Linked DNA regions of Homo sapiens: region 1 is linked to region 2. The links are chromatin loops, found by intact Hi-C in ENCODE. Cell type or tissue: heart left ventricle. All regions are shown on one strand.

Region 1 (8,000 bases), 100 kb before region 2:
CGCAATCTTGGCTCACTGCAAGCTCCGCCTCCTGGGTTCACGCCATTCTCCTGCCTCAGCCTCCTGAGCAGCTGGACTACAGGCGCCCGCCACCATGCCCGGCTAGTTTTTTTGTATTTTTAATAGAGACGGGGTTTCACCGTGTTAGCCAGGATGGTCTTGATCTCCTGACCTCATGATCCGCCCACCTCGGCCTCCCAAAATGCTGGGATTACAGGCGTGAGCCACCGCGCCCGGCCAGGATTTAATAATAGACTGTCAGAGGAGATAAAGGAAATAGATGATCAGAACATGGAGACGAGAATTAGAGGAAGAGCAAGGGATTTTCCACATAGAATTGGGCTGTGATAGCCCTAAAGACAGGAAAGAAGCCCCTTTCTTTGATTTGCTGCTAGATGTTCTTTTCGTAGCATGGGCTCTTCCTGGGGAGGATCCGTGCTGTGCTATTTCCCCTCTACTGAGCTCTGCTCACTTTGCCGGTCAAAGGTGTGTTTTCGGGCTCCCGCTTGTCACTTCTCTGAGCCCCCTGAATTACATGTTGTTTCCACCACCTGAGCTTTCAATAATTGGAGCTTCTTGGATCAGAATTCTTCTTTGTTCTTCTGACTTTGAATTACGACAATTAAAGCAGGTGATTTTTAAATTTTAAAACTTAAAAAGTTTAGATCCTTATCTATAGACTAAACAAAGGGCTTAAGAGGAATAAAGACGGGAGAGACTTTCTGGTTTATTTTAGTGGGGGTATTAGCTTCTTTATTGCTATGGGATTTCTCATTTCCATGAGCAAAAATAAAAAATACTAAAAAAAAAAAGTAATACTTGCCTAAGTCCCAGAAGGGATGGAGAATTAACTACAGTAGAATAAAGAAGAAAGGAACATGGTTTATAATGTGATTTATTTTTTCCATTTATCTTATTCTTAATCAGAATTGCCTTCCCCAAATTAAGTTTACCCATCAATGCCTAGGAACTATAGACGTTCTAGAACTGAAACAAAACTAGAAAATAAAAACTAAGGCCGGGCATGGTGGCTCACGCCTGTAATCCCAGCACTTTGGGAGGTTGAGGCAGGTGGATCACCTGCGGTCTGGAGTTCGAGCCCAGCCTGGCCAACATGGTGAAACTTCATCTCTACTAAATAGAAAAAATTAGCCAGGCGTGGTGGTGGGCACGTGTAATCCCAGCTACTCGAGGGGACTGAGGCAGGAGAATCGCTTGAACCCAGGGGCAGAGTTTGCAGTGAGCTGAGATCATGCCATTGCACTCCAGCCTGGGCAACAAGAGCGAAACTCTGTCTCAAAAATAATAATAATAATAAATAAATAAATAATAAGCTTTTAGCCTTTTTGTAGCTACAGTTTTGGCTAAAGTTCTTGCCAGCCATGAGTATTCATGCATGTGTGCGTATATCTATCTGTCTGTCTTAAAGTGGCAGGTACACACTAATGAAAACTATATTTTTTAAGTGATCATAAATGTTTCTATAAATATGTGGTTATGGTAGCTCTTTTATAAATTACCATTGCAACTACCAATGTGACATATTTTTCATTTATTCAACATTCACTCAGTAAAGCATTCAGTCCTTTGAATATCTAATGTATTTGAGAATATTAACCTGATCTATATTACAAATCAGAGTAGTAATTCTGTTTATAGATGAAGAAAGAAATAAGTCATCTAATACTCCTCAGGGGGCACTGGGAATCGTAGGACTATGGACCAGAAATTTACTCCTGAGAATTTGAAATTTGGGCCAGAAGCCCAGTTCTGCAGCCATTTGTTGTTACTTAGAAATGATGTAGTATGCCAAAAATGGGAGCAATTGGATCTCAAGATAGAATGATCATGATTTAACTATTTGTAAATATTTTTTAGTGGAATATGTGCTTTTTTTTTTTTTCCTTTTTTTTTGAGATGGAGTTTTGTTTTTGTTACCCAGGCTGGAGTGCAATAGTGCTATCTTGGCTCACTGCAACCTCCACCTCCCAGGTTCAAGCAATTCTCCTGCCTCAGCCTCCCAAGTAGCTGGGATTACAGGCACCCGCCACCACACCTGGCTAATTTTTGTATTTTTAATAGAGACGGGATTTCACCATATTGGTCAGGCTGGTGTCGAACTCCTGACCGCCAGGGATCTGCCTGCCTCGGCCTCCCAAAGTGCTGGGATTACAGGCATGAGCCACTGTGCCTGGCCGAATATGTGCTTTTTAATGACCTGAGGGATAAAGGTACTCAGGGAGAAAGATGGTGATATAGGGAGAGTTAAGGTTACTAAGGCAGGGGACAGATATGCAGTGTATGTACAGCCTCCTATATATATATACACACACACATACACATATATAAATGTACATGTAAATATACATATACATAAATATATATAAATATATGTTAAACATAAGTATGTTTAAATTAATATATATTATATATTGAGTATATATTTAAATGAAGACAATCAATAGTCTTAAAAATGTTTCCTGTCTATTTTAAATCTTTAAGCGGTGTCAGTAGAGTATTAAATAATTGAGGTAGTTAAAAAGGACATAAAATTGAGGAGTCAATATGGATAAGATTATAGAAATGACAGGGAAAAATACAGAAGTATTGTAGATTAAATGTCAATATTCTGCTGCTGCTTTAATATTCTGGAGAATTTGGTTACAGATACTGATTTGTTTTAGGAGATTTGTTCTAAGAATTTTCCTTTGTAGGATACATTTGGGGATGGCTTTGTTTTGGCATGGCAAGTAGCTCTAATGCCACTGGAATACATTCAGGACTTTCAAATTTGTCTCAGTTTAATGTTTTTTCAGTTGTTGCACAGTACTTTATAACTTTTTTTTTTTTTGAATGGGTGAAAAATGGCTTTGTGGGCTGACGTAGGTCATGGAAAATTGAAAGCCAAAGCTCTAAGATATATAAGTTTTTCATCTCTTGGTTTAGAAGAAAGTCTCTTAGATTTGAGTAGAGGATATCAGTTTTCACATTAGTTTACTAATTTTTTTTTGTATGTGTGTTCTTTAGACTGAGAGATTTCTTTGACAAGCTGTATAAGCCACAGAAGTTTTATATTCTGATGAATAAGCTGGCCTGTAGTGGTGGAAGCGATGATGAAGATCTTGGCTAGCAGAGCACATGGTCTGTTTTTACCATTTCTAGTTTAAGTAGGCTGCACTATAAGTGGCTGAGGATGTAGTTGGCTGCTGCTCACTTAGTCTGGCACAGATCACAGAATCTCCCTTTTCAAAGTTGAGACACTTGACTTTGTGCTGAAAATGTCTTTTTAGCTGTTTAAATTTTCATTCTCTTCCCTTTACTTCTTGATTATTTTTTCAAGGTCTATGTACAGACATGGAGCACTCAGAATCTTTCTATGACCATTACACGAGATGAGTATCCGTCCAACCCTATGGTGCTCCGAGGTATTAATCAGAAGGCTGCCTTTCCACAGTACCAGCCTGTCGTCATGCTGGAGAAGGGTTATACCATCCACTGGAATGGGCCGGCACCACGGACTACATTTCTATACCTCGTCAACTTCAACAAGTATGTTTCTGTTACTGTTATTTCAAATAGTTGAGCAAGTAGTAATTTAGTGGAGAAAAAGAATAACTTATGTCTCCTTTGCAGCAAGCAAAGAAAGCCAATTTTACATACTTTGCTTCTCTTGTGGGGAGGCTGTATATTTTGTGTTGATGGAATTAAAGAGATTATACAAATTGAATCCTGTCATTTCAAAAGCTTTTTTTTTCTCTGTGGTCAAGTTATTATGCACATAAAGCCATTCAACGATAGGTTTTAATACTGCTGAATGCTTTAATTCCCTCTAGCTGGGATGGGAAGTAGTTTTCTATGCTCTTCCAGTGGAGCATTTGCTTACCTGAAAAATTAAAAGATTTTTGAGGCTGAGTTTAGACTTGGCAGAAGAAAGTAGTGGGATGGATTAGTAATGCCTGCTAGGGGCAAGAAGTGAAAGAGTTGGGACATGAAGGCCAGGTATTTGCTAGCCCTGCCTGAAAGCACTATTTTATCCCTTCTTGATTTCTCAGTTGTCTGTTCTAATCACAGGCAATCCAAGGGGCTATTTTTATAATTGATTTATTCAAGTGTTTATTGTGTGTAAGTTGACATAAAGGTGAATGAGAGAAGTACTTGCCTTCTAGGAGTTCAGAGTAGACAGGTAGAAAAAACTCAAGTAGATAGATAAACCAAAGCTATTTTTTAGTGGACAAATGATAGAGCAACTATTAAATAATTCTGCCTAAGGGAGTTGAGCCAGGCTGCAGTGAGGAATGATTCTGATGAAGCAATCTGTCTTGTTATATTAATAAAAGCACAGTGTTGGGAAAGGGCCAGTTCTCCTGGGGGAAATGATGGAGTCAGTGTGATGGGGACATAGAGTGTGTCAGGGGAAATGACAGAAGGTGAAACAAGGAAGGTGGGATGGGACTATTTAGAAAGGGAGGGGTAAACCACATGTATCTTATCAATCTAGATACATGTGGCTATTAACCCATGCGACTCCATGAAACTGCTGAGATATGTACCTGAAAAATTGAAATGGCTTGTTCACCTGAGTCGTCATCAAGCCCTGACTTGTCAGAACACTCTTAAAACATCCAGTTGAAATGAACATAGAAGGACTAGAGCATGTAGGAATTCAGCTTTAAGAAAGTCACTTCCAAGGATGATGAACATCGTGGCAGATGCCCTTGTTCTGAGATTGTTAGGGCTCTGGCATGTGCTCTGAGCTGAACCGTTACCATTACTGTTACTGTTTTCCTGTAATCCTTGCTGCGGCCCTCTGTGCCCCACCCACACAGTCAACCAAGCCCCAAGGCCAGTACTCATTCCTGTCTCTTCCTTTTCCCTCATCACTCCATCTTATCCGTAACTGCACCCTGTTGGTTCCAGCTCCTAAAGTCATCTAAATCTGTCCACTTCTTTCTACCCACAGTGTTTGTGGCTAAGTCAAGCCCTCACCATCTCTTGCCTGGCTCCGTGGAGCAGTCCCCACTTCAGTCTCCCCACCTCCAATCCTTAGTCCACATTGTGGCCAGAGTGAGATTTCTGAAAGCCCAATCTAATATCATCAGTGAGTTGCAGAGAAGTCAATGAAAGAAACAAACAATTGTCAGAGAGGATGGAGAAATGTCAAAGGGTGATCAGTACTCTATAAGTTATATTGGGCAGAATTATGAATTGGAGGTGAGGTATGACAATAAAATGATATGCAGTGTTTTGTAAAGTACCGTGCATACCTTTCCATCAGATACTGAGCAAGTAAAGACATTTTAAAGTGAAAAAAAATGCTGAGCCTAGAAGTTTCAAAAATCCACATGGGCATGAAATTCAGTCATACTTGTTTAATTAGCTGAAAGTTTATAAAAATTACACGATGGTCAGAGGCAAAAGGAAGAGATGGACAATTTTTTACCCCTCAATTTAAGATAATTATAGGGAAGTCATAGATTTTGTCATAATGCCATTTCTGAAAATAACACTTTTAGAAGTTATGAAGGCAGTACTTATTCATTAAACAAAATAAGGAAAATATAGAAAAACATAAAGAAAATGGAAATAATCTACAGTTCTCCTAACCAAAGCGAGGCATTGTAAACATATATAGTACATTCCCCTCTTTCTAACCTCAAGTTGCTTTGTGTCTATGGATGTGCCATAATTTTTTTAACTACCCCCCTTACCCCATGAACATTTAGGTTGTTTCTCCTGCCCGCCCCCCCGCATTTTGCTATTATAGACAATAATTCATAGAACATCTTTTCTATCTTTTGTCTGCATTTTCTAGTTATTCTTTAGTGGGGTTATTTTTTTCACTTGAAAACCTAGGTGAACAATATTTTTTTTTTTTTTTTTTTCCTTGAGACAACATCTTGCTCTGTTGCTCAGGCTAGAATGCAGTGGTGCAATCTTGGCTCACTGCAACCTCCGCCTCCTGGGTTAAGTTGATCCTCCTACCTAAGCCTCCCAGGTATCTGGGACTACAGGCGTATGCCACCACACCCAGCTAATTTTTGTACTTTTTATACAGATGTGGTTTTGCCATGTTGCCCGGGCTGGTCTTGAACTCATGCACTCAAGTAATCCACCTACCTCAGCCTCCCAAAGTGCTAGGATTATAGGCATGAGCCACTCCGCCTGGCTATGTGAAGAATTTTAAGGCCTTGTTACATATTATTTAAACATTTTTTAGAATGACAAAAAAGTTTGGGAAATAGTGATGATGATTGAACAACATTGAGAATGTACTTATTGCCACTGAACCATATGGCTAAAAATTATTAAAATGGTAAATTTTATCCTAGGTATATTTACTATAATAAAAAGGTCAAAAAAGAGAGAAAATGATAAAAAGTGGAAATGTTTTTAATTTTTAAAAAGGATTAATTTTATATTTAAGGACACTAAGAAAATCCTAGGGCCATTTAGTGATATGCATCAAAAGCTTTAAAAAGGCATATACCTTTACATACAGCAATTTTCCCACTAGGAACTCATCCTAATACATTTATAAAAGGTAAAATTATAAACAAAAAAATTATTTAGAATGCTTTTGCCAATGTACAGTTCCACTCTCCATATATTAGTGTTTCTATCTTGTACACCTATACCCAACCATCTCACTTAATTTTCTTATCTTTTTAGAGTGTCTAAGTCTGTTTTATCCAACTTTTTAATGTTCTTTCAAATCCTCTTAAAACTAAGAATTTTTAGGGCTGGACACGGTGGCTCACGCCTGTAATCCCAGCACTCTGGGAGGCTGAGGTGGGCGGATCACTTGAGGTCAGGAGTTCGAGACCGGCCTGGCCAACATGGTGAAACCCTGTCTCTACTAAAAGTACAAAAATTAGCCGTGCATGGTGTTGTGCCCCTGTAATCCCAGCTACTCGAGAGGCTGAGGCAGGACAATTGCTTGAACCTGGGAGGCGGAGGTCACAGTGAGCTGAGATCGCGCCACTGCACTCCAGCCTGAGTGAAAGAGCAAGACTCCATCTCAAAAACAACAACAACAAAAAAACAAAAACAAAAAAAATTGTAAAGGCTCATATTTTTGCTGTATATCTATTGATATGAGAAATTTGAGCAACAGATGAAGGTGGGTGATTTGTTAGTATGCCATGGTTCAGAACTTCCACTGTCAGTGGCCCAACACACAGAAGAAATTTAAGGAGGAGAAAACTATGGGCAGGAAGTGGAAGAAGTGGCACATGAAGGACAGTTATCTGCATACGCTATAGTACTTAACAGATAATGGCTGAAGTGTAAACTAATTTTTTTATGTTTCTCCTTTAAAGGAATGACTGGATTCGAGTTGGCCTTTGCTATCCATCAAACACAAGTTTTCAAGTTACCTTTGGCTATTTGCAGCGGCAGAATGGCTCATTATCCAAAATCGAAGAATATGAGCCTGTGCATTCACTGGAAGAACTGCAAAGAAAGCAATCCGAGAGGAAATTCTATTTTGACTCCAGCACGGGGTAATTCAGTGAAACCAGGGAATGAGAATTATTCCTATTTTTCTTTAATGGTGAAATTGCTAGTTCTTCAGCATCGCGGCTGTTTAGTGAAGCAGCTGATGTGGGTAATTCTCTGCACATCTTCTCTATTAGAGGTTTAGAGGGGAACTAGAATGGCTCGTAATTATAGTTGGCAGTAGGGATCGAGTGAAGATGTTTGCTGTATACGTATTGAGGCAATTTAGAGAAAGAAATTATCCCTTGTCGATGAAGAATCAGTAGGCCCAGTTGGAAATTACAATAATTTTTTCCCATAATAATGTTCTTCATATGATTATTTACATGTGATATAGTTCATATTTCAGTGAAAGCTCATTTTTCTCTTCCTGACTTAGGCTATCTTACAAGTTGACCTTGAGTTTTTGAAAATCACTGTGTAACTGTGGAATATTTGCTTTCAACTTTCTCTAGGCTGCATCTTTCCACTTTTTAATTCCAATCCTGTTCTTCTGGGGTCCT
Region 2 (8,000 bases):
ACTTTCTCAAAGCATATTGTGAAAGTTTAGAGACCAGAATTATATACTTGGCACGGAACAAAGTTTACGGAACTCCCTGGACATGGCCTTCGGCTCAGAACCAACTGGCAACTCCAGTTGGTTAGAAGAGTCAATTACATTTGTAAAGGTTTTCGTTCTTAGAAAAGCATACTCGAGGAACAATTAGGAAAACAATCTCTTTGACTTGGCTGAGATGAGGCTAGAAATATCATCTGTCCTAAATTTAAATTTGTTGGGGCTGAAGACAACATAAGCTCTATTTTTGATGATTACAGGTCATGATTTCCACAGCCTGACTGTTTTTGGCAACATATTATTGTGTTAAATGGCACATAAGCAGTTTTCAAATTCAAACCATGAGATTTTCATCCTTTTTATCTCCCCTATTTGCTAATCATAGCCTGCTTTTTCTAGATCTTCTCTTTGGCTGTGCTATTAGAGAATCCTAATCAAAATTTCCTTAGGGAAGATTCTTCTTTGAGTTGATCACTGAATACACTTTTTTTTCTACTCATCAGACCACTCGTTGTGAGTAATTGAAACCTATAGATGGCCTATTGTCTAGTTTAGAGAACTGAGTCAATTTCTCTTGGCAAAAAGTGGCTAGGGCATTGAATTGAGATGGAGCATCTATCTACTATAGGGGAGAAAAGTTTGCTGCCAGATCAAGTTGGAAGATCATCTCCTCTAAGTCATATGCCACATTATTTATCTCGCTCTACTTTTTTCATTTCTACTGGGCAAGTTCTATTTACCCCCAATTCTTACATACAAAATTGTGTGTGTTCATTTTTGCCCTTATGGTATGTTGGATACAATGGAGGCCATCTGTCTTTTTTATTTTCCAACAGTATGTTCACTTCTTATATGATGCCTATTAAGAATTGTTAAAGTGAATTAAGTATGGCCTGACAAGGACTCTGTACTTCTATATTTGACTCTTTGTGGACTAACCGTAACCTAACTTAATAGGTAGACAAGATTGAAAACCTAATTTAGGAGTATGTGCCGGTAACAATAGCTGAGTCTTGGCCAATCCCAGCAGCCATACTTCAACTACTCACACTGCTGAGTGTTCAAACTGTGTTCAAATAAGGCAGACCCCAATCTGTAACCAATCCAGCTGTTTCTCTACCTCACTTCCAATTTCTGTACATCGCTTTGCTTTGTTTGTCTATAAATTTGTTCTGAACCTGAGGCATCCATAGAGTCTCTCTGAATCTGCTGTGATTCTGGGGGCTGCCTGATTCGTGAATTGTTCATTGCTCAATTAAACTTTAAATTTAATTTGGCTGAAGTTTTTCTTTTAAAAGTACAGAGGAAAACATTGCAGCAATTCAGTGTTTCTTGAAGGAAGCAGAGAAAAAGTCCTTCTGTCTTCTGCATTCTCTTCAAACTATCTGCCAGGTGGGCTCTCACCTCCTCCTCTCTGAGGCATCAGCCCAATAGAGGAGGCCTGGGAATCTGTGTCCTCTACCTTGTTACCTTATTCTTTCTTTAACCATTATTCTGTAAGGAGCAGTCTCAGGTGGCTTCCTACTATTGGAAGGAGTGTCCATTCTACATTCTGTCGGAGCCTCCCTAAGGTCATACAACATGGATCTTGATGCTAAAGATATAGGATGACTTGGAACTACGGATTATTGAGAATGAAAAGATACCACTTTAATTCCTCTTTCTCCAAAATAAAACCCTATTTTATTATTATTATTATTATTATTATTGAGATGGAGTTTTGCTCATTGCCCAGGCTGGAGTGCAATGACATGATCTCAGCTCACTGCAACCTCCGCCTCCTGGGTTCAAGTGATTCTCCTGCCTCAGCCTCCTGAGTAGCTGGGATTATAGGCACCCACCACCACATCCAGCTAATTTTTGTATTTTTAGTAGAGACAGGGTTTCAACATGTTGGCCAAGCTTGTCTTGAACTCCTGGCCTCAGGTGATCCACCCGCCTCTGCCTCCCAAAGTGCTGGGATTTACAGGCGTCTGGCCCCTATTTTATTACATTACAAAAAAGGGGCTGTAGTAGTCATATTTTTGTAACCTACTTGAAAATATCATGGACAGCTTTCTATGTCCTCAAGTATAGGCCTGCATTGTTATTTTCATTAACTCCATGCTATTACACCATAGTATACCTGACCTTTATTTGTTAACTTAAAAAATGAAGGATTTCATTAATAGAGCTCTTTTGTAGTAATTACTATGATTTCTTTCAGGCCAGAAAGTTGCTACTTCTGTACATTGGCATATTTTTCTCTAGCTGTTAGAAACTATTCAAGTCCCTTAAGGCTTTTAGAACATCCTAAACTTGATGCTCATATCAGCTATTAACAGTCAAACAATTGCCGGTGAGATTATAAAGTCCCATAGAGAAGATTAGAATGAATTTCAGAAAAATTCCCTAACTTTCAGAATCTACTGATTAACAGAATTTAGATACCTACGTCTAGCTAAAGCTGGGCCTAGGTTCTCTGGACTTATGTTATGTGGCACCATCATTATTCATGTGATGTGAGAAATAACCCACCTCAAAATGATTTGTCAATATTTGAATACCCTGAAATCTCACCTACAATAACTTCATTATTTTACCTTGCATTTTTGGTTCCATGGTTATGAAATGCTGTTGCTGTTGGCATCATTTATGCTATGATATAAATGAGCTTCAGAAGCTGTGTGTGTGTGTGTGTGTGTGTGTGTATGTGTGTGTATGTGTGTTTTCTCACATCCCTTCTTGAAAAACCATTGTGAGAAGAAAAGCGGATAATCATATTGAATATCTAATGCAGGAAGGTGGCCTGATGGGTATGGAGGGGTGGAGGTGGGGCAAGGGTGAAGGTTCCATGAACTTGATGTCTGGAATCACTACAGGGTCATTTGCCTAGTCATAGTTTTTCCCAGCATAATTTCTGATGGGAGCATAGATGACAAAGAAAATTTCAAGCCTTATGAGGAATAAAGGGAAAATTCTCATGCCCCATGGACAGATCTGATAAGGAGCTTCAACAAAAAAGACTTGTTTTATAAACTTGAAATGAGGAGAGATTTTCTTTACCATTCAACAGATGGTAAAGGAACCACAGGCAAGAGAGCCTGAAGATGCTTTGCAGGTCTAATTTACTGTCAGTTGAGCGCCCCCTGGGGGATAGCCAGTGGAGAAGGTGGTCCAGGTCCCTGAATATTGGCCATTTTCCTCTTTTGAACAGTCTTTGGGGCAGTGCCTGATTTGACTTGGGAATTAAAAGAGGCTTGAGGCTCATAATCATTTATAAGGGATCAGTAATAATTCCAGCTCTGTTTATGTTCAGTAGTTGTAAGATTAAGGTAAGTGGCATACTTTGCAATCCGCAGGTTGCCACAGGGATATTAGCAATCATTACCGCAATGACCACTCACTCCCTATAAGGCTGCCTGAGATCTCATATGGAAGAGAATATAATTTTATTTTCATAAAAACCCTAAGAAGAAGGGAAGGAAACTACTTTAATTTTCCAAAACGAAGCTAGCTTTATTTTGTCTGATAGTAGAATACATAAAATATTATAGAATATGTTTATATAGAATATTTTAGTAATATACTGAAATGTGTAGAGTATTCAAACATTAACATAACAAAGAAAAGAGACTACATCTTTTGAACTTTGGAATGTATCACTAAATCACCCTCCAAAGAGACTAGATCAATAAATATACTTACCAGAAGTGTGTGAGAGCAGCCTATTGCTTGCACACTTGCAAATCCTGGGCTTTGTCCATCTTTTTAATTATAACCAATCTGTTGTTTTTTTTGCATTTCTTTGATTACTAGTGAGGCTGAACATCTGTTCATATATTTACTAGCCCTATTTCTTTTTAAATTGTTTATTCATTTTTTTTTTACCCTTTTTTCTTTCTCTTTTGTGCTGATTTATAAGAACTTGAGGCACTATGGGTATTTACCCTTTTCCTGGCACATATGTTGCAAATCTTTTTCTCCAGGTGTTATCTTTTATCCTTGATTGCAATGTGTTTGTTATTTAAAAACTTTGTTTTATGCAGTTAAATACAGTAATATTTTCATTTATGGTTTCTGGCTTTAGCACCATTGCATGGAAAAACTTTCCTTATTTAAAGATGTAAAATTATTCACCCCTAGTTTCTTTGAAAATAGCATTTATTGAATGTCTACATATGCCAGGAGCTATGTTTGGCTTATTACATGTATAAGTTTATTAAATTTTCACCACAGTCTTATGAGGTAGGTATTACCATCATCTCCATTTTGCAAATTAAAAATTGCAGGTTGGAAAACTGATTTACTCATGATCACCAGGCCGAGAAGTGGTAGGCCCATGCTTAGAGGTCAGACTTCTGACTTCATGGAATATAAACTTTCCAAGTATTTAATATCCAGAGATGATCCTGCCTACAGATATTAAATTTGAATAAATTCATAAATTAGAATCTATTACAAATACTTTCCCTGGAATAAAATGCCCAATCTTGAAAAAATTACTTTAATAGCTTCATGGGTGCTAGATAATAAAAAAAAAGTAGTGAATATGGCTGAGAATGCCAAGAACCAGTTTATAGAGCAAAATATATTAATTTCCATAATGTAGATGAATAGACTATTTGGGTTTTTGCAGTAAAGAAAGATTTTAATTGACGTGAGGCCAGCCACCCCATGTGGGAGAAGAACAGAGTTATTACTCAAATCAATCATATTGAAGGCTTGTAGGTTAGGTTTTTTTCCAAAGGCAGTTTGGGGGAAGTGATGGGGGTGGCTAGGCCTTACTGCTGATTTGTTGGGTCCAAGATGAAACCATAGGGTTGTTGAAGCTGTCCTCTAGAACTGAGGTGCTTCTAGGTGGGGCATGGAAGTGTGAAATCATCAGTCAGTGAGTCCAGGTGGAGTCATGGGTGTCACATGTATATAAAACCTGAAAAGATAGTTCAAAAGGTCAATCTACAACAGTAAATTTGCATATTTTGTGACCAGTCTACACCTTAGCAGAATTCAGTTTCCTCTCCTCCCCCTAGCATGAGGGCCTTTTGTTATCTATACAAAGGTGGTTGAGTTTTTGTGAAAGTCCTATTATCATTTGAACTATAAATTCAATGTCTACCAAAGTTAGCTTAGCCTAAGCCCAGGAATTCTTAAGGGAAAGGCAAGATGGGGAGGGCAGTGGGTTAGATCAGATCTCTTTTACTACCATCATGTTCTGTTATAATTTATGCAAAGGCAGTTTCAATGTCACACATTTCTGAATCACTTCTAGCAACATCAAACTAGCAAACTACAAAATGTTCTATAAACAAGCTAGCCAGGCTCTTGCTAAGATGAGAACTGTTTGGTAAATTTTAAAAAACATGAAACATAATGAAGATACTGCTATTGATACGGATTTTTCCTCCTGATACTTTGAGTTTTGGCTATTTTCAGAGATTTGTGGAGGAGATTAGATGTCCTAAAATTATATGGAAAAGAAGTTATTAATATTGACTTGAAAACTTCATATTACAGAGAAAAGAGTGCTTTTCCTTGATCAATCATTCAGTAGTTGAAAATAACTCCCAATATTTTAAAGCCAAGGGAAAAAAATACATAGCATGAAAAGACAATGGGCTGTATTTTTAACCAGTGCAATGCTGAAAAAGTTCGCAGAAATAATTTTATTTTAACTTGCTTAAGAAATGTAGTATATGTAACAAATAATATCCAAAAAGGGCTGTGTTGTGGGTTTTTTTTTGGCTGAGATTGCGGTTAAAAAAGAGAAAATTTTGTAAACTTGGGTTAATCTTCTAAAAGAGACAATTTCATTTCTTTAAATTATACTTTAAGTTCTAGGGTACATGTGCACAACGTGCAGGTTTGTTACATATGTATACATGTGCCATGTTGGTGTGCTGCACCCGTTAACTCGTCATTTACATTAGGTATATCTCCTAATGCTATCCCTCCCTCCTTTGCACACCCCACGACAGGCCCCAGTGTGTGATATTCCCCACCCCGTGTCCAGTGTTCTCATTGTTCAATTTCCACCTATGAGTGAGAACATGCCGTGTTTGGTTTTCTGTCCTTGTGATAGTTTGCTCAGAATGATGGTTTCCAGCTTCATCCATGTCCCTACAAAGGACATGAACTCATCATTTTTTATGGCTGCATAGTATTCCATGGTGTATATGTGCTACATTTTCTTAATCTAGTCTATCATTGATGGACATTTGGGTTGGTTCCAAGTCTTGGCTATTGTGAATAGTGCTGCAATAAACATACGTGTGCATGTGTCTTTATAGCAGCATGATTTATAATCCTTTGGGTATATATCCAGTAATGGGATGGCTGGGTCAAATGGTACTTCTAGTTCTAGATCCCTGAAGAATCGCCACACTGTCTTCCACAATGGTTGAACTAGTTTACGCTCCCACCAACAGTGTAAAAGTGTTCCTATTTCTCCACATCCTCTCCAGCACTTGTTGTTTCCTGATTTGTTAATGATCACCATTCTAACTGGTGTGAGATGGTATCTCATTGTGGTTTTGATTTGCATTTCTCTGATGGCCAGTGATGATGAGCATTTTTTCATGTGTCTGTTGGCTGCATAAATGTCTTCTTTTGAGAAGTGTCTGTTCATATCCTTCACCCACTTTTTGATGGGGTTGTTTGATTTTTTCTTGTAAATTTGTTTAAGTTCTTGTAGATTCTGGATATTAGCCCTTTGTCAGATGGGTAGATTGTAAACATTTTTTCCCATTCTGTAGGTTTCCTGTTCACTCTTATGATAGTTTCTTTTGCTGTGCAGAAGCTCTTTAGTTTAATTAGATCCCATTTGTCAATTCTGGCTTTGTTGCCATTGCTTTTGGTGTTTTAGTCATGAAATCCTTGCCCATGCCTATGTCCTGAATGCTATTGCCTAGGTTTTCTTCTAGGGTTTTTACAGTTTTAGGTCTAACATTTAAGTCTTTAATCCATCTTGAATTAATTTTTGTATGAGGTGTAAGGAAGGGATCCAGTTTCAGTTTTCTGCATATGGCTAGCCAGTTTTCCCAGCACCATTTATTAAATAGGGCATCCTTTCACCATATCCTGTTTTTGTCAGGTTTGTCAAAGATCAGATGGTTGTAGATGTGTGGTATTATTTCTGAGGGCTCTGTTCTGTTCCATTGGTCTATATCTCTGTTTTGGTACCAGTACCATGCTGTTTTGGTTACTGTAGCCTTGTAGTATAATTTGAAGTCAGGTAGCGTGATGCCTCCAGCTTTGTTCTTTTTGCTTAGTATTGTCTTGGTAATGTGGGCTCTTCTTTGGTTCCATATGAACTTTAAAGTAGTTTTTTGCAATTCTGTGAAGAAAGTCATTGGCAGCTTGATGGGGATGGCATTGAATCTATAAATTACCTTGGGCAGTGTGGCCATTTTCATGATATTGATTCTTCCTACCCATGAGCATGGAATGTTCTTCCAATTGTTTGTGTCCTCTTTTATTTTATTGAGCAGTGGTTTGTAGTTCTCCTTGAAGAGGTCCTTCACATCCCTTGTAAGTTGGATTCCTAGGTATTTTATTCTCTTTGAAGCAATCGTGAATGGGAGTTCACTCATGATTTGGGTCTCTGTTTGTCTGCTATTGGTGTATAGGAATGCTTGTGATTTTTGCACGTTGATTTTGTATCCTGAGACTTAGCTGAAGTTGCTTATCAGCCTAAGGAGATTTTTGGGCTGAGACAATGGGGTTTTCTAAATATACAATCATGTCATCTGCAAACAGGGACAATTTGACTCCCTCTTTTCCTAATTGAATACCCTTTATTTCCATCTCCTGCCTGATTGCCCTGGCCAGAACTTCCAACACTATGTTGAATAGGAGTGGTGAGAGAGGGCATCCCTCTCTTGTGCCAGTTTTCAAAGGGAATGCTTCCAGTTTTTGCCCATTCGGTATGATACTGGCTGTGGGTTTGTCATAAATAGCTCTTATTATTTTGAGATACGTCACAT

What was found. Peaks named below come from ENCODE experiments on the same cell type or tissue, not always from the same donor. Only the 100,000 strongest peaks of a DNase experiment are listed, where the experiment ranks them.
Region 1: a loop joins it to region 2, with 2.4 times the contacts of the local background. A loop is called at or near these places in 40 of 110 quality-filtered maps.

The regions. Positions count from the first base shown.
Region 1 is chr9:71,700,144-71,708,143 of GRCh38, reverse strand. CEMIP2 (cell migration inducing hyaluronidase 2) reads left to right here. Exons shown (of 24, transcript NM_013390.3): 18 at 3,341-3,549; 19 at 7,320-7,502. Among named protein-coding and RNA genes, the nearest start is that of CEMIP2, 64 kb to the left of the region's middle. In heart left ventricle, no CTCF peak of the experiment used is centred here; no DNase peak of the experiment used is centred here; H3K27ac peaks cover 454 bases.
Region 2 is chr9:71,599,814-71,607,813 of GRCh38, reverse strand. No RefSeq gene overlaps it. Among named protein-coding and RNA genes, the nearest start is that of CEMIP2, 160 kb to the left of the region's middle. In heart left ventricle, a CTCF peak has its summit at 3,161 (motif pointing left); a DNase peak (open chromatin) is centred at 3,163.